2 separate regions of the Homo sapiens genome follow, and region 1 is linked to region 2. The links are chromatin loops, found by intact Hi-C in ENCODE. Cell type or tissue: CD4-positive, alpha-beta T cell. All regions are shown on one strand. Each heading gives the region's core, and the rest is flanking DNA. Links, peaks and the distances in the headings are about the cores only.

Region 1 (12,735 bases), core at 1,764-9,763, 1.2 Mb before region 2:
AAAGTGGTGGGATTATAGGCGTGAACCACTGTGCCCAGCCCATAGCCTTCATTTTAAAATACTTTTTATAGGGTATAGTGGGAAAGGCACAGTGGTACAAATAAATTATAATTAAACTTATTTATTCATGAGACAAGGTCTTACTCTGTCACCCAGGCTGGAGTACAGTGGCACGATCATGGCTCACTGCAGCCTCCACCTTCTAGGCTCAAGCGATCCTCCTACCTCACGTTCCGAGTGGCTGGGACCATAGGCACTCACCAGCATGCCCAGCTAATTTTTAAAAGTTTTTTTTGGCCAGTTGCAGTGGCTCATGCCTGTAATCCCACCACTTTGGGAGGCCAAGGCGGGCAGATCACCTGAGGTCGGGAGTTCGAGACCGGCCTGACCAACATGGAGAAACCCCATCTCTACTAAAAATACAAAATTAGCCAGGCGTGGTGGCACATGCCTGTAGTCCCAGCTACTTGAGAGGTGGAGGTTGCGGTGAGCCGAGATAGCGCCATTGCACTCCAGCCTGGGCAGCAAGAGTGAAAGTCCGTCTCAAAAAAAAAAGGTTTTTTGTAGAGATGAGGTCTCACTGTGTTGCCCAGGCTGGTCTTGAACTCACTCCTGGCCTCAAGCTGTCTTCCTGCTTTGGCCTCCCAAAGTGCTGGGATTATAGGCATGAGCCGTCACACCTGGCCTTAAATTTATTTTGATTCAGGGTTGCTGGCCATCAGAAGTCTATTTTGGTTGCTTGGTTGGTTGTGTTGTGTTATGTTTTGTTTTGTTTTGTTTTCCTTTTGCAAGAGTAACTTTTAATTTTATTCTTTGCGTAGACTAATGTTAAAAAAGCCCTTTACATCATTCTTTTGCCATCTTTTATTTGGTAATGTAAATGAATGGAACAAATAATTTTTTTTTTAGTATAGAAGTCTAGAAGCTTAAAAATGTCATCTTAGCCAGGCCTGCACCTGTAGTCCCAGCTACTTGCAGGATGCCTTGAGCCCAAGAGTTTGAGTCCAGCCTAGGCAACACAGCGAGACCCTGTCTCTTTAAAAAGAAAAAAAAACCCACCTCTGTTTTTGCCTCTAATATCAGTATTCACAGACATCATTTTGGAACAGTTAATAAAATGTGAAAATAAATTAGTGTAAAGTATTGACTACTTTAAAATCAGTATAGGCCAGGCACAGTGGCTCTCACCTGTAATCCCAGCACTTTGGGAGGCTGAGGCAGGCGGATCATTTGAGGTCAGGAGTTTGAGACCAGCCTAACCAGCATGATGAAACCCAGTCTGTAAGAAAAATACAAAAAAACTAGCCAGGCATGGTGGTGTGCACCTGTAGTCCCAGCTACTTAGGAGGTTGAGGCAGGAGAATTGCTTGAACCCGGGAGGTGGAGGTTGCAGTGAGCTGAGATTGTGCCACTGCACTCCAGCCTGGATGACAGAGTGAGACTCCATCTCAAAAAAAATAAATAAAAATAAAAAACAAAATCAATATATAAACAGTTTAGACTTTGGTAATTATATAATTGCTTTTTTTTTTTTTTTTTAGAACAGTAAATGTCCTGAGGGAACAAAACCCATGCTGATATTTGCTGGCGATGATTTCGATGTAACAGAAGATTATAGAAGACTAAAAAGTCTTCTTATTGGTAAGTATTTTAGTATTTATTATCTTCAGGGTAGCTCAGGAAGACAGTCTCAGACTCTCACTGGTGGCACTTTGCTACTTTAGGTTTGTAACTTCTTTTTTCTCTTATTTTAAAAATAATATTTATATACTTAAAATAATGGAGTGCTTCACAAATTTGCATGCCATCCTTGCGCAGGGACCATGCTAATCTTCTCTGTATGGTTCCAGTTTTAGTATATGCGCTGCCGAAGCGAGCACAACTTCTTTTTCCTCCTTTTTTTGGACCTTTCTCTTTTTTTTTTCCCTTACCAGCAGCAGGAAAGCACCTAAGTATCTCGGGAGAGTTAAAGCAGCTGTTGTACTGTGTAGATGATTATTTCTGGATGTGTTAGTAACTTAGGTATTACTTGTATAGTGTTTTATAAAATTCCTGCACCCATCTCCTGTCATTCCTAGCATCATTTAAAATTAAATTTAGAAAGTTGAGGGATTAAAATTTCAAGATTGTTTGTATCACCGACTTCCAACTCAAAAACCTTAATTAGTTTTTCTGAGTTGAATATACAAGGCCTTTCACAATATATAACCAATGTAGCTTGGCCTTCTTGATCTCCTATTGCCTTCTTTTTTTCCATTAGAAAGGGTTTATTGCCAATATATTATTCACATTTCTATTGTGTATTCTGATATTGCTCTTATTTATCCAGTTTCTACTATTCATTTAAGTGTCAGATCATCAAGTTTCTTTTCCGGGAAGCCCTCAGTGACCTTCCTGGCTCCTTTTTTTTTTTTTTTTTTAAAGATAGAGTCTTGCTCTGTTGCCCAGGCTGGAGCACAATGGTGTGATCTCGGCCCACTGCAACCTCCACCTCCCGGGTTCAAGCGATTCTCCTGCCTAAGCCTCCCGAGTAGCTGGGATTACAGGTGCCCGTCACCATGCTGACTAATTTCTTTTGAGACGGAGTCTCGCTCTGTCGCCCAAGCTAGAGTGCAGTGGCGCGATCTCGGCTCACTGCAAGCTCCACCTCCCGGGTTCACACCGTTCTCCTTCCTCAGCCTCCCGAGTAGCTGGGACTACAGGCACCTGCCACCATGCCCAGCTTATTTTTGTATTTTTAGTAGAGATGGAGTTTCACTGTGTTAGCCAGGATGGTCTCAATCTCCTGACCTCGTGATCCACCCGCCTCGCCCTCCCAAAGTGCTGGGATTGCAGGTGTGAGCCACTGCGCCAGGCCTAATTTTTTTTTTATTTTTAGTAGAGACAGGGTTTTGCTATGTTGGCCAGGCTGGTCTTGAACTCCTGACTTCAGGCGATCCACCCTCCTTGGCCTCCCAAAATGCTGGGATTACAGGCATGAGCCACTGCGACAGGCCCTGGCTCATTTTTACTTTATTACCATCATCATCCTAAGTGCCAGGCATATAGTAGGCACTTCATATACACTGCTTCATTCTAACAAGAACCTTGTGAGGTTGTTCTACAGATAACCCACACCTAGCAAACTATGCTAGTTCTAAATGATTTGTGTAATGAATATAAGGACTACATCCTTTTCTATTTTTTTCTCCTTTATGAGGCAAGTCGTGTTCTGATGCCCAGGCTGGAGTGCAGTAGCTCAATCATGGCTCATTGCAGCCTCAACCTCCCAGGCTCAAGTGATCCTCCCACCTCAGCCTCCTAAGTAGCTGGGACCATAGGCACATGCCACTATGCCTGGCTAATTTTTAAAATTTTTTGTAAGATGGGGTCTCACTGTGTTGCCCAGGCTGGTCTTGAACTTCAGGGCTTAAGCAATCCTCCCACTTCAGCCCTCAGAGTGCTGGGATTACAGGTGTGAGCCCCCACACCCAGCCTCCATGATTTTTAAAAGGTTATTAGTACTTAGCATTCTGCAATTATATTTGCCAGCTCTTTTATAACTCTGGAAAGTAATTTAATTTTCCAAGAGATTGGTACTAATTTAAAGGGTCTTGGGTCTGTCTCTCTGTCCCTCAATTTTTTTTTTTTTCTTTTTTTTTTTTCTTTTTAGACAGCATCTTGCTCTGTCACCCAGGCTGGAGTGTACTGGTGTGATCACGTCTTACTGCAGCCTTGACCTCTTGGGCTCAAGCAGTCCTCTACCTCCTGAGCAGCTGGGACTACAGGTTCACACCACCATGCCCAGCTAATTTTTATTTTAATTTTTTGTAGAGATATGGGTCTCCCTGTATTGCCCAGGCTGGTCTCAAACTCCTGAGCTCAAGCAATCCACCTGCCTCAGCTTTCCAAAGTGGTGAGATTACAGGCATGAGCCACCACACCTAGCTCTCTCCAATTTAAGAAAATCTTCTTACTGAATTTTTTGCTTCTTTTCCCTCATGGGGATTGAGAGATTCAGCTTTTCCTGCACAGTACACTGATACTCTCAAAGCAGCAGTCCTTTATGGTCCTATTTCACCTTAGTGTTGACAGCCGCGAGGCCTCCATCTGATGCTCAGTGGCCTTGTCTACTTTATTCCATTTGAGCTTTTCTTGCACCATGCTTACAAGCTTATGCTACACTTCTTGTTACCCTTGTTTTAAATTTTTATATACTTTGCTGTAGATCACTTTTGAAAAATTGATGGGGTATAAAATTACGTTGTATGCACATGCTTTACAAATCTGAGCCCACCAAAAAAACTGTGACAAATACATTGCTTTCATTTTCCCTTTTTGGGATTATTTATGGTCTTTATTGTCAGGATTATAATTTTTAGGGGAAAAAAAAACACGTCACCCATTCTTGGGATTATAATTTTTAGAATTTATTTCCCGTATTAGTAATAGCTACTTTTTAAAAAAGAAACTAAGAACCACTATTATCTGTTTAATCTTTACAAAAGTTCTTGAGTTTGATGACATTCCCATTTCACAGATGGGAAAACAAACAGGGGCTCTGAGAAGTTAAATGAGAGCTATTAAGTAGGTAAGGCCAAGTTGAAACCCAACGCTTCCAAAGCCTGAGCTTTTCTTCCCCTACTGTCCATCTTGCCTGTGGTAAACATATTCCCATGATCCCTTCTAGAATCTTTATAGGTTCTTATCCATATTTTCCATGAATTAAATTCATACATGAAAGACAATGACTAATATTTCCTTCTCTCAATATTATATATCCCAAATTATCAAGGGTATTTTTCTTTCTTTCTTTCTTTCTTTCTTTCTTTCTTTTTTTTTTTGAGACATAGTCTCACTCTGTTGCCCTGGCATGATCTCAGCTCACTGCAACCTCCACCTCCCAGGGTCAAGCAATTCTCTTCCTTAGCCTCCTTAGTACCTGGGACCACAGGTGCATGCCACCACACCCGGCTAATTTTTTATATTTTTAGTAAAGACTGGGTTTCACCATGTTAGCCAGGCTGGTCTTGAACTCCTGACCTCAAGTGATCTGCCTGCCCTGGCCTCCCAAAAGTGCTGAGATTATAGGTGTGATCCACCGTGCCTGGTCAAGGGTATTTTTCCAGCCAAAATGTCAGCCAGATTTTCAGCTAAGATTTCCATTACTTGTACTCCATTGACCTAGATTTTCTGCCTTTTTCTCTTTCCCCTAGGTCTCCCATATAATTGTTTATTGTCAGTGAGGCAGATACTTACAATTTGTTATAACAGAGAGAGCTTTTGTTTGCATTTGTTTAAATGTTTTTTGTATTTTAATAAGCCCCACCTTCTCATTATTTTGTGCTTCCACTAGATGGCAGGAATGATCACATAATGCAGTGGTGAGGGGAAGGGAGTGAAAACCAAAAAGGAATCTGGACAGAAGCAGAAAGGTAGAAGAGGAACAGATTCAGACTGTAGGGCACCAAGGGAAGTTGAGTTTTCAGTATAAATATGAAGTAAAACAACTGCTCTTTGGTTTATGTTGTGTGTTCAAATGAAATATCAGTAGGGAGCAAGAAATGTATGAAGGGCTTTCATTTAGGAAGTTCCTTTTTTTTTTTTTTCTTAATTGACCAGAAAGAAAAGTTAACTTTTTTTCATGCAAGATACCCATTTTGTTCATTCTTAATTTGTTTACATCATTTTTTTTTTTTTTTCTTTTTTTGAGACAGGGTCTCACTCTGTTGCCCAGGCTGGAGTGCAGTGGCATGATCATGGCTCACTGCTGTAGCCTTAACTTTCTGGTCTCAAGCAATCCTCCTACCTCATTCCCCTCAGTAGCTGGGACCACAGGTACACGTCACCACGCCCAGCTAATTTTTTTTATTTCTTGTAGACATGAGGTCTTGCTGCATTGCTTGGGCTGGTCTCAGAGTCCTAGGCTCAAGCAGCCCTCCAGCCTCAGCCTCCCAAAGTTGGAGGTGTGAGCCAACATGCGTGGCCTATTCTTCCCTTCTTAAATGGTAGCATATTATATATATGGTTGTTTAAAAAAATTTGGAGTAGAGGAATTTTTAATTCTGATTTTCATTATACAATTGAGAAAACTGAGGCCTGGACAGGTGAGTAGCTTTTCTAAGGTCATGCATTTACCAAGTGGCATATTAAAGTTTTGAACTTAGGTCTCTCCAAAGTACATGCTTTTATTTCTTATTTGTTTATTTTTTGAAATGGAGTCTCACTCTGTCACCCAGGCTGGAGTGCAATGGAGCAATCTTGGCTCACTGCAACCTCCGCATCAGCTGTTCAAGCGATTCTTCTGCCCCAGCCTCCTGAGTAGCTGGGATTACAGGCATTCACCACCATGCCTGGATAATTTTTGTATTTTTTGTAGAGACAGAGTTTCGCCATGTTCGCTAAGCTGGTCTCAAGCTCCTGGCCTCAGGTGATCCACTCATCTTGGCCTCCCAAAGTGCTGGGATTACAGGCATGAGCCACCGTGCCCAGCCATGCTTTTATTTATACAGTATTATTATACTTTAGGTTATCAAGTTCATAAAGTTATTTATCATACTTCTTGGTCAAAATCCTAACAGTGTATATACCACTTGCATGACGTCTTTCCCAACTAGAAATGATCTTTCTCTCCTCAGAACTTCCAGAATGGTTTATACTGTTCTCCTTTTAATGTGCTACTTTAAATTGCAGTTGTTTGTATGTATTCATATCTACCTAGAATGCAGGGCCCCTGATAGAAAAATGCTATATGTCATTTATCACTTTGCATAATAGGTGCTCTGGTACAATTTATTAAGTGAATGGATTCTTGCCAATGGTATTCATGTGTAAACAATACTCTGTTGTGTTCTAGCCAGAAAATATCATGCTGTTAGACATATTTGCTTTCCGGTTACTAAGTACTACCATTTATGCCCTCCCGTTTTCATTCATTACTTGTTTGTGTTACCTTGATGATTTGCAAACTTTAGTGAAATTTCAGTTTGGCAGTTAAGAGAAAATGTTGTAATAAAAGGATGGCTGGTTAGAACTATTGGATACAGACTGAAAATCCTTTTATATTCATAGTCTTAGAAATTTTGACTTAATAAAGAGTACTTTTCCATGTGCTTATTGTGTTCCTAAAGTTTTCTCCCAAAGCACAGATGTCCTGAAAATTTTGCATTATGAAAGTTGTTTCAGAGCAGACTGGAATGTACATATTTCGTTTCCCAGAAGTACTCTGACTTCAGTAATGCCACACCAATGAGTGAGCTTTATTAACTTGGCCACTGAAGGAGAGTCAGGCTTTGGCAAAATCATGGGAAAGCTCTTTATTATGATATTTAGATTAAAATATCTTGAAAAGTACAAACTTGTTTTATAAAAATGTCCCAGGCCAGGCGTGGTGGCTCAAACCTGTAATCCCAGCACTTTGAGAGACCAAGGCAGGAGGAGTGCTTGAGTCTAGGAGTTCGAAACCAGCCTGGGCAACATAGTGAGACCCCATCCGTACATAATATATGTATAAATATATGTAGTATATGTACTTTTTTTAAATTAAAAATGTTCATTAGTTTTTTTTTTTTCTTGTTTGGGGGAGTAGAGGAGGGTGGTGTATAAATGTGCCTGCCCACTTGTGTTTGTTTTATACAAGTTAATGCTGTGTTTTTTGTTTTTTGGGTTTTTTTTTTTTTGAGACTGAGTCTCACACTGTCGCCCAGGCTGGAGTACAGTGGCGCAATCTCGGCTCACTGCAATCTCCGCCTCCCAGGTTCAAGTGATTCTCCTGCCTCAGCCTCCCAAGTAGCTAGGGAGGCACTTGCCACCACACCTGGCTAATTTTTTGTGGTTTTAGTAGAGATAGGGTTTCACTGTGTTAGCCCCTATGGTCTTGATCTCCTGACCTCATGATCTGCTCGCCTCGGCCTCCCAAAGTGCTGGGATTACAGGCATGAGCCACTGCACCTGGCCTGTGATTTTCTTTTGGTTAAGCACAAGAAAGGAAAAGCAGACAACAAAAGATGCGTTCATCTGTGCACATGGAGATAATCTGCATCTTATGGGCTAATGGGAAGCAGGAAGGAAAATGCTAGGTGGCTACAGAATGGGACTAGAACAGAATTTCCCACTTACTACATCACCTGCCTTGGGCAGCTCTTCCTAAGCAAACTTGGATAAACTTTTATATAGACCTTTTATCTTAGCCAAATGTTATTCATGAATTTCCATTTAGCCTCCTTGAGGTTCGATTTTCTCAGCTGTAAAATTAAGATATCACACTTGTTTTCCAAACTTCTTTCATAGCCAAGTCTGTGTAGTATCCTTAGCGTGCAGTTCACTGGAGATTTTCTTTTAATTGACTCCTCTTTTTAAGTTATTGTTTGAGACAGGGTTTTGCTCTGTCGTTCTCACTGAGTCCAGTGGTGGGATCAGCAATCCTCCCACCTTAGCCTCTCCAGTAGCTGGGACTACAACCTGGCTAATTTTTTATACTTTTAGTGGAGATGAGGTTTCACCATGTTGCCCAGCCTGGCCTCAAACTCCTGAGCTTAAGCAATTCGCCCGCCTCAGTCTCCCAAAGTGCTGGGATGACAGGCATGAGCCACTGTGCATGGCTGACTACTCTTTTTAAAAGGAAATTTTATGTCCCTATTGTAAATGGAGAATGGTACAGGATAAAATAAATACGTAGTAAATTATATCTGGCTTTGTATCATTAAAATGCTCTCATGTGCCACCGGTGGTATGATTACCACTTTGTGAGAAAAAAGACTATCACTGATATGCAAGGTTCTTTTCTGGCATTAACAGTTTATAAAGTTTCTTATCCTTTGTTCATATAATCAAGATTTCTTATTAGAGTTTTTTTCTTGTTGGCCTCCCTCATAGAAAAAAAAATTAAGGCTAATTTGATTTTAATAGTCAATTTGAACAGCCATTTTTATAGAAATTTGCTATCTTCATCTACCAGTAGATTAAAATTTTATGCTTTGATTTACATTTTTTAAAAGTTAGTATTTTTAATGGATATGATTTTTTGATGCTGAGCTGACTCAGAGGAAGAACTTCAAAACAGAAACATTAAATGTCTCAGTGAACTGAACACCAAAATACCAAAATAAAGTCATGAGATTAAATGCTTAAGGGGTGGGACCTTCAGACATTTTTCAGGAATCATTTTTTGTGCTTTTTTAGATAAGTATTGGAGCAAAACTGTTTAGAGTGCAGTTCTTTGTAACTGAATTTTGCAAGTATTTGTTTTGTTTTGTTAATAATTTAATATGTGCTTTTAGATTTCTTCAGAGGCCCCACAGTATCAAATATCCGCCTGGCTGGATTAGAGTATGTTCTGCACTTCACTGCACTGAATGGGAAGATTTACTTTCGAAGCTATAAGTAAGTGCATTTCTTCACATATTTTCTTAATCCTCAGGGTTAGTGTTTAAAACTGTGTGACTGTTTTTTAGAGCCCAAACTTAGAATTGGTATCTGGCCAAAAGGTTTCTTGGAGAGTTGGCAGGATAGCAGTGACAGCAGCTCTGTGCTGATCCTCAGTCCTTTGCCTCTGAAACCCTACTTTTCCAGTGCCCCAGAGCATCTGATGCTGCACTGTCGCTGAGCCAGGTGCACCAACCCTTCCTAGCTTTATGCAGCATCTCTTTATTGTTCTTGGTTGGATTTACAGCACTAAGCCACAAATCCTTGGCTAGGCAAAGCAAATCTCAAAACCCTAAGTCTTAACAATTGAGTCTAAAAGGAATAAGAAGATTCAGTGGCTAGATTCATTTCACTCTGTCTCTCTAGCCTAGGCCTTCTACCCCTACCACAATATAAATATAAATCTTAAGCAGGCCGAGCATGGTGGCTCACACCTGTAATCTCAGCACTTTGGGAGGCTGAGGCAGGCAGATCACTTGAGGCCAGGAGTTCAAAACCAGCCTGGCCAACATGACGAAACCCCATCTCTACTAAAAAAAACCAGAAAAATTAGCCCAGCGTGGTGGCACATGCCTGTAGTTCCAGCTGCTCAGAAGGCTGAGGCACAAAAATCGCTTGAACCTGGGAGGTGGAAGTTGCAGTGAGCCATGATTGTGCCACTGCACTCCAGCCTGGGCAACAGAGTGAGGGCGCTGAAAAAACAAAAAACAAAAAACTCTTAAGCAGATTCTATGTTTATTAAAGAGTTAATGACATGCTGTAATTGTGGTTCTTTTTTTTTTTTCTTTCTTTTTTTTTTTTTTAATTGATCATTCTTGGGTGTTTCTCGCAGAGGGGGATTTGGCAGGGTCATAGGGCAATAGTGGAGGGAAGGTCAGCAGATAAACAAGTGAACAAAGGTCTCTGGTTTTCCTAGGCAGAGGACCCTGCGGCCTTCCGCAGTGTTTGTGTCCCTGGGTACTTGAGATTAGGGAGTGGTGATGACTCTTAACAAGCATGCTGCCTTCAAGCATCTGTTTAACAAAGCACATCTTGCACCGCCCTTAATCCATTTAACCCTGAGTGGACACAGCACATGTTTCAGAGAGCACCGGCTTGGGGGTAAGGTCATAGATCAACAGCATCCCAAGGCAGAAGAATTTTTCTTAGTATAGAACAAAATGGAGTCTCCTATGTCTACTTCTTTCTACACAGACACAGCAACAATCTGATTTCTCTATCTTTTCCCCACATTTCCCCCCTTTCCACTCGACAAAACCGCCATCGTCATCATGGCCCGTTCTCAATGAGCTGTTGGGTACACCTCCCAGACGGGGTGGCGGCCGGGTAGAGGGGCTCCTCACTTCCCAGAAGGGGTGGCCGGGCAGAGGTGCCCCCAACCTCCCGGACGGGGCGGCGGCTGGGCGGAGGCGCCCCCACCTCCCTCCCGGATGGGGCGGCTGGCCGGGCGGGGGCTGCCCCCCGCCTCCCTCCTGGACGGGGCGGCTGCCAGGCGGAGACGCTCCTCACTTCCCAGACGGGGCGGCTGCCGGATGGGGGGGCTCCTCACTTCTCAGACGGGGCGGCTGCCGGGCGGAGGGGCTCCTCACTTCTCAGATGGGGCGGCTGCCGGGCGGAGGGGCTCCTCACTTCTTAGACGGGGCGGCCGGGCAGAGACGCTCCTCACCTCCCAGATGGGGTCGCGGCCGGGCAGAGGCGCTCCTCACATCCCAGACGGGGCGGCAGGGCAGAGGCGCTCCCCACATCTCAGACGATGGGCGGCCGGGCAGAGACACTCCTCACTTCCTAGACGGGATGGCGGCCGGGAAGAGGCGCTCCTCACTTCCCAGACTGGGCAGCCGGGCAGAGGGGCTCCTCACATCCCAGACGATGGGCAGCCAGGCAGAGACGCTCCTCACTTCCCAGACGGGGTGGCGGCCAGGCAGAGGCTGCAATCTTGGCACTTTGGGAGGCCAAGGCAGGCGGCTGGGAGGTGGAGGTTGTAGCTAGCCGAGATCACGCCACTGCACTCCAGCCTGGGCAACATTGAGCACTGAGTGAACGAGACTCCGTCTGCAATCCCGGCACCTCTGGAGGCCGAGGCTGGCAGATCACTCGCGGTTAGGAGCTGGAGACCAGCCTGGCCAACACAGTGAAACCCCGTCCCCACCAAAAAAATACGAAAACCAGTCAGGCGTGGCGGCGCGCGCCTGCAGTCGCAGGCACTCGGCAGGCTGAGGCAGGAGAATCAGGCAGGGAGGTTGCAGTGAGCGGAGATGGCAGCAGTACAGTCCAGCTTCGGCTCGGCATCAGGGGGAGACCGGGGAGGGGGAGGGGGAGGGAGAGGGAGAGGGAGAGGGAGAGGGCAATTGTGGTTCTTGAGATAAGTGTGTGACTTCTCTTTTTTAAGGCGTTGGTACTGGCTGACAGAGCCCACAGTTTCCTAAAGAATACACTGACTCCCACAAATTGCCTTTCTCTGTACATTGAGTTTAGACTTTGCTGTACATTTTGAGCTATGGTGTGGCTGGTGTTGCAGCCTGAGAGCTGACAGCTTGGTGTTGACAGTGTCTTCTGTACAGTAGTGTTGTTTGTCCAACCATTTGTATCTAGCATTTTGTACATCGTTTTTATTTTGTTTTCTTCACAATGAAAATACATGACTGACCAGCTTTATGTCCTATGAATGTCCAAATGAAACTTAAATATTCACCTCTTAGCTGATAATTTCCATCTTGGGCTCAACTGTATTAAATCAGAGACATTTAGTTCTTTTTCTCCATATAATTAATACCACCGCTTCTGTTTTTCTGTTTTCCTCTCACTAAAAATAAATGAGGCAAAATGCAGTAAAATACCCAATGATCATAAGATGTAATTAGAGACTTTATAGTAATTTTTAGCTGGTTAAGATCGAAAGCCCCTTAAGTCTCCTGTTTGAGTTTCCATATGTGATTTGGGAGCTTCTAAGTATGTATTATACTATACAGTAGATGACTGTTATTTAGAGAACAAGAAATAAAAGATGAAAAATCACTAATATAAAAAAGTACTCAGGACGGACATGGTGGCTCATGCCTGTAATCCCAGAACTTTGGGAGGCCGAGGTGGGTGGATTGCTCGAGGCCAGGAGTTCAAGACCAGCCTGGCCAACACAGCGAAACCTGTCTCTACTAAAAATACAAAAATTAGCTGGACATGGTGGCACTGGCCTCCATGCTACTTAGGAGGCTGAGGCAGGACAATTGAGCCCAGGACGCAGAGGTTACAGAGAGTGGGCGGATCACTTGAGGAGTTCAAGACCAGCCTGGCCAACATGGAGAAACCCTGTCTCTATTAAAAAATACAAAAATT
Region 2 (12,735 bases), core at 2,093-10,092:
ATAGCACGTAAATCATTGTGTACACCAGACAGATATGGAAGGATACTCACCTTTTGAATGAAGATGTCTCTAAGTTGAAATGCTTTCATGAATATATAGTCAGAAATATTCTAAATACAAAAGGACTTGAGGGTGATTGATATTTTGGATCATGTTTCACGTAAAGCATGTAGTAACTGTCTTAGAATCATGCTGGAACACTGTTTGTTGCAGAGTGGCATTATACACAGAAGTTATATTTTGGAATCCCAATGAATGGGATGTAGGTACAAAATGACAAAAGAATAATGAAGAGAGCCATAAGATGGATCTCAAAAACAACATTCTGCTAATATAGTATATTATCAAAATAGTGTTTTTTCTAAGCTCCATTTTATTGCCTTCATCAAAAGCTCATGTTTCTAGGGCCATGATACCGAGTGGGATATGGCACTGTCTCACCCACTGACACACCAAGATTTTATATGACCTCTCTCTTTCTTTTCTTCTCTCTTCGTAGGAGATTTGGAAGAGTGTTTGAAAATTTTGGCAATCAAGAATAAGAAGGTGATTTATATTTTGAACAGAAGTTAATATTGGTTCTTATTTTATTAATGACCTTTACTGGTCCTTTTTTCCTAGTCTTTCTCTATAATGATCTCATTATTTGCCTATTATTTCAGGGTCATGAATTCAATTCTGATCTTTCAGTACTTTTCAGTTAACATTAATTGAGTGTCCAAGAGGTGTGTGATTCTATTCTAGGTGCTGGGAGGAAAATTGCCAATTGATTTTCTCTTAACAGGTGTTGAAATCAAATAGTTCCTGCTGGGCACTGTGGAGTATTTATCAGAAGTCAGTTATATTGCCAATTCCCGACCAGTTTTACTTAAGACACTTGGGTGTGGAAAGATAATGCTGTCTATGAAATAAATAGGTAATGTTAGAATTAGACCTTCTAAAGGGATCTGATTTATTTGACAATGTTTTATACATTGTCTTTGGTCATCCTACTAAAAATTGTGGAACAGACACCCCCCTCTTCCCGGAACACAGACCTTTAATATGACAGATTTTTTTTAAATAAAAAAGACCAGCTCCCCCAAACAATTGCAATGAACAATGATGGACTCTCAGATGGAACAACCAACCAACCAACCAACCAACCAAGCAACCAAGGAACCAACCAACCAACCAACATATCAACACATAAGCATACCCAACCTTAATCAACCTGGTAAAATTGTATCCCAGTAGTTCTGACATATGGAATTGAATAGTAATATTTTATTCACCCCATGTAGATATTTGCATTTCTAAAACCAGGATATTACCTGCTCAATTCATTAGCTTCTTGTTGAAGGTCCTGTGCATGGTCAATAGCTTCTTGGACTAAATCATGGCTGAGGTTACTTAGGTTAGATAGTTTTACTTGTAGTTCACTTTTGGCTCCATCTATTTCTGCATAAATCCCTGACGCATTCTAAAGAAAAAAATTTTAATAAATACATTGAATTTAGAAGAACTTAAAACATTTTTCCTAGGCACCAAAAGATAATCTCTGTTCTTTCTTATTATGAAGGTCAGTAAATTTCAGTGCAGGACCACATAAGTCTAAAATACTGTAAGTATATGTCTATTTATCCCGCATTGCCAGCTCTTTCTTCTGTATTGATTGCTTCCCTAGCTAGCATTCACAACCCAGAAATGCTCTACCATTTCAGACCTAAAAACTAAAACTAAACTAAAACCTTCAATTATCCACACATGTCCCTAATGTTACTACAATACTTTTCTGCTCTCTTCATAGCAACATATTTCAAAAAATGGAAGTTGTTTATATATGTTGTCTCTATTTTCTCTCACTTTATATTTCCTATTTTGACCTAGTCCTGTCTGATTTCTACTCCATTACTCTACCAAAAGAGAAGTTAATTACATCTAAGTTACTAAATCTAATGGACATCATTCAGTTTTCATCTGACCTTTCAGTTACCTTTCAGGTGACTGACTACTTCCTAAAAATCACCTTGTAACACAGGCTCTCTTGGTTTTTAATACAACCACAGACCTACGATTTTGCTTAAAGATCGTGCAACTGTGTAGACGGATGTTCCTGCAAACCCGTGAGTTTCAGCCTTGGCTGGCCCCTCAATGCTGCAAAGAGATTTGTTCTCCTAGTCACCCAAATAGTGATTCTAAACATTGTCATGATTCCTAAGCCAACATTTCCTTCACCCACCCCCATCTGATTGTAAACAGATCACTTTATTTTCTTTTTTATTTGGAGGTCATAAACTGTTAGTGGGGGACACTTCTTCCACACTTCTGATGTCTCCTTTATATGCAGGGAGCACAGTGAGTGAAACTCCAGACCTCTCTACCCCTTTCCTCACTCTACTCCTGTGAGAGGGGAGTGGTTGATTTTGTGGGTAAATTTGGGAAGAATAACTCTATAGGCTCTGCTCAACTCCACCCTTCTTTGTCCTGGGAGCAAGCTGCCAGCAGAAAGCCTGAGTTTTCCTGTGTTCCTCCATGTTAAAACTATTCTGGGCAGAACCCCCATCTAAGCCTTACGGTGTTGCCTGTCTGGGTGGGCACAGCTGCTTAATACTGGGACTGAATGTCAGCTACCCCACTTGGCTAAGAGACCTAAAGCCATGCCTGCTGCTTAGCTGCTTCAGAAATAAGGCAACCTCCTTGGTCTCTGTATTTACTATTTTATTTATGTTTCCACCTGTTTAGAACTTGGGTTCTGGAAAGGGTCACTATTTATTGGTTAACTCCCTCAGAGACTCCAAAACCAATGAACAGGTATTTCCCCAGCTTTTTGCAACCAGCCCCCAGCCCTTCCCCGCAAACTCTATAGATGTATTTATAGCTACACCTACACAAAAATTTCTCTCCAATTTTAAGAGGAAAATGTTCATTTTCTGTATAAAGCATGCTGCCCCATTGTCTTGGTAACCCCGTTATTCATTCTTGCTTTCTAGCTACTGACTCTTCTCAGATATAAACATGCTCAAGTATCTCCCGTCAAAAAACAAAACAAACAAACAAACAAACAAAAAACCTTATTCTTTCACTTTAGGCTCCCTTCTAGCTTTTTCTCTTGCTTTGACACAGTGCACTTTACAGAAATGTTTCTTGCCAAGATCACCAACACCTGGCCCCAAATCTCCAGATCCACTTGACATTTTCCCATCCTTATTTACTGGACCCATCTGTGGTTTGCTACAGTGTTGGCCACTGTCTTTGCTTAAAACTCTTTTCTTTTCCTAGCTTCTGTGACTATGCTATCTCCTGGGTCTCCTCTTTCCCTGACCAAGAAAGAGACCGTGAAACTTGGCATTTGACTCCCAGCCCTTTCCTCTCCCCTGAGTGATCTCACTTCTTTCTCTGAGGGCAGTCTTTGAGTATTCTAATCCATTCTCCACTGTCTTGCAGGAAAGGTAATCTTCCTATTAAGAAAATCTGACCATGTTATTTCCCTTCTCAGAATCAGCCAGTTGCTTTGCAGGAATGAGTCCAATTTCTAAGCATGACATCATCAGCTGACCGCTCTTCTCTCACCAATTTCATCAATTCTCATGACCCCCAACCTGCTATATCCCATGGTCTAATCTTGACCAACTGGTTGTTGTTTTAATGCTCCACAATTTTTTCTGGTCTCTTACCTCTGCAAATATTTTCCCTTTCTGGAATAATTTTCCTTTATTTTCTGTCTAATCTACCTGGAAAGCTCTACTCCTCCTTTCAAATTCAGCTCAAATATCACTTCCTTTTTGAGGCCATCCCTAACCTCCTCAGGATGAGTTAAGTGTTGCCATGTGTTTTTATTATTCATTCATGTGTCAAATGATTGTAATAATTTTAAGTGATTATTTAACTCATCACATCATACAATCCTAGGAGGCAGGAACTGAGTTTAACTTATTTTTGTAATCCCAGAATGTAGCACAAAGGGTTTGTAGTACAAAGGGTTTACTTTTATGGAGGCAGTATTAAACCTCTAGCCATTTTGGTTGGTCATCTGGGGAACAATACTTTGAAAAAAATGTTTTTAATTGTATAAGTGGAAAATAGACCATGGACATACCACTTTTACTCATTCATTCCATCAACAAATATTCCCTGTGTGCTCATTATGGACCAGGAACTCTTCTGGGGGTAGAATACCTTTGAACACAGTCTCCACTTTCAAGGAATTTACAGTTTAGTGGGAGAGATACAGGTAATAAACAAGTGATCAAACAAGCAAACAAGCTAATTTCAGGGAGTAAAAGATATTTTGAATAACATATGACAGGTGGGGTGGGATGAGGAGTGAGTGGGGTAAGGGGTTCATTTGGATGTCAGGGTCATAAGGACACCAGCCATTTGAAGATCTGAGGGCAGCAGGTGCAGAAATCCTGAGGCAGGAAATAAGTATGGTATATTTGAAAAATAGAGAGGAGTTTGTTGGGCTGGAGTGCAGTGAGTGAGAAAAGAGTTGGGTATGTGGTCAGAAAAGTGGGTCTGAGCTGGGTCATGTAGGGTCTCATGGGCCATGACAAAATGAGCTTGTTTCTTACTTTAAGTGCCACTGGGGAGTGTCTATAGTAGAAATAATGTTGGTTATGTTTTTAAAGGATTGTTCTGCTACTGCATAAAGAATATGTCTTGAAGGACAAGAGTGGAGACAGTTGGATCAGCTAGGAGGCTCTGGTGGCAATTTAAACTGTAGATGAGGTGACTTGGACCAAAGAGCAGCAGTAGAGACAAGGAAAGTGGTCAGAAATCAAGATTCAAGGCCTGGTGTGGTGGCTCACGCCTGTAATCCCAGCACTCTGGGATGCCAAGGCAGGTGGATCATCTGAGGTCAGGAGTTTGAGACCAGCCTGGCCAACATGGTGAAAATCCATCTCTACTAAAAATACAAAAAATTAGCCGGGCATGGTGGTGGATGCCTGTAATCCCAGCTACTCGGGAGGCTGAGGCAGGAGAATTGCTTGAACCCAGGAGGCAGAGGTTGCAGTGAGCCGAGATCACTCCATTGCACTCCAGCCTGGGCAACAAGGATGAAGCCACGTCTCAAAAAAAATAACAATAAAAAAATAAATAAAATAAAATAGAAAGAAAGAAATCAAGATTCATTTTAGAGATAAGGAGAAAGGAGAAAGCAGTAGTGACTCTGGAGTTTTGATTTGAGCAATTGGGTTGTGCCATTTATTGAGATGGAGAAGACTGGGGAAGGAGTGGGTTTTATTTAAGACATGTCAAGTTTGATATGTCTATTATTAATACATCATAGATGAGACTGTGACTTTATTACAGTCGTACTGAGTTCTGACTTGAAAATGTCAAGTTAGCACTCGGATATAGGAGTTTGGAACTCCGTGGAGGTGTCATAGCTGGAGGTATAATTGTGTATTCATTGGTGTGTAATTGTTCTTTAAAGCCAAGGGAGTCAATGAGATCAGCTAGGGAGAGAGTATAGGTAGAAAAGAAGGCCTAGGACCAAGCACAGAGCCATTCATTATCCAGAGCAGAGATCAACATGGCCCAGTGTCAAGTGCAGCTCAAATCTTTTTTTTTTTTTTTTTTTTTTTTGAGACAGGGTCTCACCTTGTCACCCAGGCTGGAGTGCAGAGGCACCATCACGGCTCACTGCAGCCTGCACTTCCCGGGCTCAAGTGATCCTCCCATCTCAGCCTCCTGAGCAGCTGGGACTGTAGGCATGCACCACCACGCCTAGCTATTTAAAAAAAAATTTTCTTTTTTGTAGAGAGGGGGTCTCACTATGTTTCCCAGGCTGGTCTTGAACTCCTGGGTTCAAGCACTTTCCCCCACCTTGGCCTCCCAGAGTGCTGGGATTAGAGGCGTGAGCCACTGCACCAAACCAAAGCCTGTTGAGCTGAGAATATATCTTACATATTTAAACGGTTGTAAAAAAAAATTAAAAACAAACAAAACCCAGAAAAAAATAAGAGACAGTGGTTGTACGTGGCCTGCAGAGCCTAAAATATTGACCACTTAGAGGGTGTGCAGAGGCGAGGCTAGCAAAGGGGGCTGGGAAGAAACCGCTAGCCAGGGTAGAGGCCATGAGCGGTACCAGAGCAGCCAGGACAAGGGCGCCACCTGGTGTTTAGAGGAGGGAGGGCTGAGAAAGCCCGGGAGAGACAGGCGGGTCGCTGGTGACCTGGACAGGAACAGTCTCAGTGAAGGGGATGGAACCCCCTTCAGAAACGGCCGAGTATAGGGGACAGTGGGAGTCTGGGAGGTAGAAACAGCAATGATAAGTCACTCGAGACATTTTGCTGTGAAGCTGAGCAGAATGGTAGGGCAGAAGTTAGAGGGGATGCAAGCTTTATAAAAGATTTTTTTACAGGGCTTTTTTCTTTTTGATATTTAAAAGATAGGAGATAGTACAGCACGTTTGTACGCTGATGGTAATGATTAAGTAAAGAATGAGAACGGGATGATTCAGAAGAAAGGGCATAACTTGAGGAGTGAAACCCTGCAACCTGTTTTCAAGGCCGGGCAGGAGAAGGAATGCTTACAACGGAGGGGAGGCAGAGGTGTGGGCACAGATGCAGGCGGGCCGGCGGATCTGGGGAGGAAGGATGAAGGGAGTTCTCTTCTCTTTGTTTCTAATTTTTCAGAAAGCAGGAAGCCAAGTCACCAGGCAGAACTGATAGCATGGGAAGTGGGTTCCCACCAGTCGCATGCAGCTGCTCTGGTATGGCCATGGTGCTGGGGATGAGTCAGAAATCTCAGGTAGGTACAACAGAGGAACAGGCAGATATGGTAGTTAAGGGTATTTTGAAAGAATTATTATATTTGATAATTTGAGCTGCTTAAGGAGGGAAGAAAGGACATGAGAGGGGTACGGTAAAAAAGGCAGGGAGGTCTCCATGTGGCCAGAGAATTACTGGAGTGGGCATTCTAGAATAAGTGAGATAGGAGATGGTGCTCTGGGAGGGAGGTGCTTGAAACTAGGGTTTGGGAGGAGGTACTGTTACTGAGGACAAGATCTGGGTATGGCCATAGGTGGGAAAACAGAGGTGGACTGGAGGATAAGCTTGCTGGAAAGGGCAAGTTCAAGGAGCTGGAGGTCAGAGAGTCGGTGACTTCATCCATATGGATTTTGCTGTCACCAAGGAGAGTGATGGGAGTCAGTTTGGAGAGAAAGACAGTTTGGTGCTGAAATAGTCAACGGACAATCAAATGACCTTAAAGTGATATCTTTCGAAAGGTAATAAAATGAACTAAGAGTAATTTCATGATAGTTCAGTTCACTGCATTTTATTGGAAATTTTCTACTTTTACAAAATGTGACTTTTATTGATTTTGAATGCCAGATTTATCAAACACAACTTTATGAGTGAAGAGTGAGTAGGATGGATCGAGAGCAGCATTTTCAATAGAACTCTCTGCAAGAAGTTCCACTATATTCAGTGGCGCAATGCCTGTTTCTGCACAATGCTTGTGCCACTGAATATAGTAGCTGCTAGCTATGTGGCTGCTGAGGACTTGAAAAGTGGCTAATGTGACTGAAGAATTAAAATTTTAATTTTATTTAATTTTAAGTAATTTAAATTTAAGTAGTCATATGTGGCTGGTGGTCATCGTACAGTGCAAGAAACTAAAACATTCAGTCATCTGATCTTTATAATGCCTGCTCACTGGTTAGATATGAATTTATTATTATTCTGTGACACTGAGCTGCTGTTGTAACCTGCTGGAAATACAAACCTGAACAAGTCACGTGCGTCCTTACCTTTATTATATCATCAAGTTCTGAAAGAGTTAGACGAGGTGTTGTCAGAGAGTCCGCAGATGTGCTCAGAGACATGTTCACCACTTCCATTTGTTCCCTCACTCTTTCCTGTTGTTTCTGCGGGAAGGAAGAGTAAGGGAGAGTGAAGTGAATATGTCTTTAGGGAAAGCGTTGGGGAGAGCAGTAAATGTCAACTTGCTCTCTTTGGACTCAGACAAATCTGGGTTCATATCCCAGCTCCATCCTTGCTGTGTGCCTTTGGGGAATGCTACCTGTTTGATGCTGCTTTCTCATTTATAATACAGAGATAACAACAGTAAGAATCTTGGGAGATTAGACATACGGAGGATTATTATAACACCGTCATTTCAAAGAGAGCTAGCGCCTTAGAGAGGGCATTTGTCTCTTTTTCCCAGAATATAAAAGAGGACTATGGAGAAAGGATTGAACACAGGCTCTATATTTGCAGTGATTGGAATATGAATTAATTCAAAAAGTATTTATCATGTGCCAGCCTTGGGCCTGACACAAACAGCCCATTTGGACAGGAACAGAGAATATACAAAAATAATCTTATTATGTCCTTTTAAAAATTAAAAATGGCCCTACTATTAAAGCATCAAATTTTAATCTTGCTTCATACCTCTCAGAGCTCTTTATTGTAAATGCTCAGATGTTTTGAGAAGGGAAAGTAAATACTAATACATGTCTTGATGAGTACTTTAATTTCTACCATCACTTTTAGGTTCTAGAGGCAGGGACATTGTGATTCTGAAGAAATATTATGGGGCTTCCAATGAGTTTAGAGTTTGAAAGAAACATAGAAAGAAACTTTAGGAGGGAAAAGTAAAAGACTCATTTTACAATTTGAGTGAAAAATGAGTTGAAGTTACCTTAGAAATAGTAACAAGTCAGAGTTGAAATATACATTATAGTGTAATCTAGAATATCATAGAAATAATTATAGAAGCCTAGATAGAGAAGGAAATACTTTAAAGCTTTTTAAGTTCATCTTAATGTCCTTTCTTACTCCCTGCAGTCTTTTCTGGCTTAAAGAAAAGGAAGAATGGAACCCATCTTCTCCAGATATGTTGTTATGGGGTAGGTGTAGGTCTAGAGACAGAAAAGAATCACATTTGAACATCCTCTTAATGCAAGAACATTTTTAAAGAAACAATTTTCCCTGAATATCCATCAAGCCTAATACAGTGTGACTATCTGAGATCAATTATTCTTATCTTTACAAAGACTGGGAGTTATACAGCAAAAGCAATACTGTAAAATATGTGTATTAAAATATGTAAAAGAAGGGAGTTGAAAAAAGGTTGGTATTATTTACCTCTCACAGAACTGTTTTCCTTTTACAGTGTTCTTTACCCCTTCTGTAAGTTCTCTCTGGGTGACTGCGGGAGAACACTGCTAACACCCTGAAGTCAGAGACAAACTTCAAAGCTGTGTGCTAATAGCACTGTATATAAGCTTATTTGCAGTAGATGAAAAACAATATGCTTCAAGTTAATGAGTTTCTCCCACTTACCGTATATAGCATTAGACAGAAATGAATAAAATTAGCTTTGAAACAAATAAAGATATTTCCACAGAAAAGTGGTCAACTTGAACAAAGTAAAATGTTGAAAACTGATAATTATGAAAATGACACAATTGTCACTATTCAGCATGCTTCACTGTGCATATTACATATGCAAAAAAATAGAAAAAGTTCCACGGTCAACAACAACAACAGCAACAGCAACAGCAACAAAAACAACAAAAAACAGTCCTGGGAAGGTAAAGCTTGGGTATATAGTAATCCCTAAACAGTGCTTTTGAAGGAGTATTTTACTTACTTTTAAACTATACAATCTCATGTTCATCTGATAAGTTTTTAATCATTCTGTTACCCTTTGGAGATAGAGGTAAGATGACAAAATAATGTAATTGCTAGTTGTATGGCTACTGTTGGTACATGTCAAAATGATTAAGCTCTGTGGGTACTTTTTTGGTTTTGTATGATAACTGAAATTTGGGGATTATTCTTTTCTAGCCCATGCTGTAGGTGTAATAGTGAAATGTAAAATTAAAACAATTAAATTTGGGCCGGGTGTGGTGGCACATGCCTGTAATCCCAGCTACTTGGGAGGCTGAGGCAACAGAATTGCTTGAACCCAGGAGGTGGAGGTTGTGGTGAGCTAAGATTGTGCCACTGTACTCCAGCCTGGGTGACAGAGTAAGACTGTGTCTCAAAACAACAACAACAAACCCACTTAAGTTTGTTTTCTAAAACACAGAGTCAAATTCCAGTAAGGTCAGATCCATTCAAATCTATTTGTCGTAGGAAAGACTATAAATAAAACATTGGATTTTAAATTTTGTTGGAAGGAATTAAAATTTCATGATATTTTGCAAAAGTATGCAAAAGAATGGTGAAAGTAGTGTTTAGTAATTTAGAAGTCCAAGTTAATATGAAATAAGAGTATTTGTGATCATGAAGAACCAGTGTACATAAATCAAATCTGTATTACTTGACAGTGCTCCAAGCATTTGTCCATCCATCTGTTCATCAATAGATGTAACAAATGCAAGTTATTGTGTTTGGTGCTAGGAAGATACAATTTGTGCAAGGCTGGAGTGCTGCCCTTGGATGCTCACGGTCTAGTGGGGTTAGACTAGATGCATACCATCACACACACACACACACACACACACACACACACACACACACACACACACACACAGAGTTATGCATTCAGCAATCAAGAGTGACTCCACCAGGCGCGGTGGCTCACGCCTGTAATCCCAGCACTTTGGGAGGCCGAGGCAGGCAGATCACAAGGTCAGGAGATGGAGACCATCCTGGTGAAACCCCATCTCTACTAAAAATACAAAAAATTAGCCGGGCGTGGTGGCGGGTGCCTGTAGTCCCAGCTACTCAGGAGGCTGAGACAGGAGAATGGCACGAACCCGGGAGGCAGAGCTTGCAGTGAGCTGAGATCGCGCCACTGCACTCCAGCCTGGGCAACAGAGCGAGACTCCGTCTCAAAAAAAAAAAAAAAAGGAGTGACTCCTAGACAGGAACATAGAAGAATATATGCTTAGTGTGATGAAGCCTGGTGATCATTCCAGTGATACAACCAATGGCTGCACCAGTAGAGAGGAAGGAAGGACTCCTTCTGGCAGCTAGTGTTCTTTTTTTTTTTTTTTTTGAGGTGGAGTTTCACTCTTGTCACTCAGGCTAGAGTGCAATGGCACAATCTTAGCTCACTGCAACCGCTGCCTCCCGGACTCAAGCAATTCTCCTGTCTCAGCCTCCCAAGTAGCTGGTATTACAGGTGCCCACCACCATGCCCAGCTAATTTTTGTATTTTTAGTAGAGACAGGGTTTCACCATGTTGACTGGGCTGATCTTGAACTCCTGACCTCAGGTGATCCACCTGCCTTGGCCTCCCAAAGTGCAGGGATTACAGGCGTGAGCCACCGAGCCAGCATTCTTAACCCAGGGTTAAGGTGGACTACCTGAACTTGCCTGTCAATCTTATACATGCGAACAAGTGCACATTTTTCTCATGGCAGGGATATATATGTGTGTGTATGTGCATGTGTGTCTGTGTGTGTGTCTGTGTGCCTGCATATTCCATAGTTTTCACTGAATTCTCAAAAGGATATAAGACTGCAGGAACCACTGGACTGGAATGAGTAGGCGAGGCACTCTACAGAGGGAGACACTTAACCTGGCTTAAAGGCTAGACAGAAGTACTCATGGATGAGAGAGATGAGCAAAGGAGACACCATGAGCAAAGGCAATAAGTAGAAAATGTGCACGGTCTCCAGTGGCTAAGAGGCAGAGTTTGTAGGAAAGTCAAGAAATTCACTGGAACAGTAGGTGGACTCAGATCATGGGTGGCTGAGGAATTTACCTTTCTTAAGTAGGAAGCCATTGAAGGCATTTGATGAAGGTTGGTTACATAGTTTCTATACATTTAGAGATACCTTGAAATCGAATCTGGCAGTAATCTCAAGGGGAGAGAAGCTGGGACCCTAGGCAGGGGGCAGACCAAAATATCCACAAGTGAGACACAAAGGAATGGAGAAATCACTGGAGAACCCAGAGCAGGAGGGGCTGACTTAGACCCTGGGGACTTGGAGGGGAGAGGAGAACCCTGGACAAGAATAAGAAAGAATGAGAAAATAGGAAAGGAAATTGGAGGAAAAAAGGTGTTGGTTTTCAGCAGGTAATAGCAAGGCTAATCCACGTGGCTATTCCTGCAGAAAGACACAAATATGAAAGTTGTGCTGTGGGGCTCAGTTTTGAATAAGGATGCAGACCCACAAATAAATCCCTTTTAAGGACTGAAGCAGTGAGATTGGGTGAAGTCACTGAGGGAAGAGATGGGGGCAAAAGGGGTGCAACTGTGGCTAATGCCAGATCCAAAGATCAGGAAGAGGAAGGAGAACTGAGGTGGAGCAGGGCTTTCAAATTCCTCAACGCTATGCTGTTCCCTTCCTGAAATCTTGCTCATGCTGTTCATTTGTATGCAGTAGAAGGGTTTGTTTGGTAAAGTTAAAATGAGCACTACCATCTGTCTGAATCAAAAATGCCAAATTTTTGGTAGCCATATGCATGAAGTTTAAAAAAATCTGTATAAGTTTATTTAAAAGCTATTCTGGCATTCATTCACTTTTAGAACTGAAGTCTCTTCATATAGGCAACACTGTCCTCTTGCTTGTTACATTTACAAAGTCCACTGTGTTTTGCACACACCCTGACATTTACCAACCACCAGCAAATCGGCTGGTTTGTGCCTAAGCAGATACTTTGGTTCTCAGTTCATTGACTGTGTGCTCCCCTTCCTGATTATAAAATTTACAAAGGACTTTTGGAGGTAAGATCTATTCCTAAAAATAAATCAGAAGAGAATGGAACATGTTAACACACAACATATGTGTTCTCTAGCACAAGGCTATGTAGAAGACAAAGCACTTGGCTGAGATCGAGA

Evidence for each region. Peaks named below come from ENCODE experiments on the same cell type or tissue, not always from the same donor. Only the 100,000 strongest peaks of a DNase experiment are listed, where the experiment ranks them.
Region 1: a loop joins it to region 2, with 27 times the contacts of the local background. A loop is called at or near these places in 6 of 110 quality-filtered maps.

Annotation. Positions count from the first base shown.
Region 1 is chr6:111,006,497-111,019,231 of GRCh38, forward strand. It overlaps RPF2 (ribosome production factor 2 homolog), which reads left to right. Exons shown (of 10, transcript NM_032194.3): 7 at 1,542-1,641; 8 at 9,258-9,360. It overlaps LOC124901375 (a long non-coding RNA gene), which reads left to right and starts at 3,725. Exons shown (of 2, transcript XR_007059705.1): 1 at 3,725-3,767; 2 at 5,336-7,092. It also overlaps the pseudogene RNU6-906P. RefSeq lists an enhancer at 10,100-10,744. In CD4-positive, alpha-beta T cell, for the core only: a CTCF peak has its summit at 5,357 (motif pointing right); a DNase peak (open chromatin) is centred at 5,365.
Region 2 is chr6:112,157,419-112,170,153 of GRCh38, forward strand. It overlaps LAMA4 (laminin subunit alpha 4), which reads right to left. Exons shown (of 39, transcript NM_001105206.3): 13 at 7,742-7,858; 14 at 1,314-1,462. Among named protein-coding and RNA genes, the nearest start is that of LAMA4-AS1, 73 kb to the right of the region's middle. RefSeq lists an enhancer at 6,174-6,223. In CD4-positive, alpha-beta T cell, for the core only: a CTCF peak has its summit at 6,099 (motif pointing left); a DNase peak (open chromatin) is centred at 6,093; H3K27me3 peaks cover 957 bases.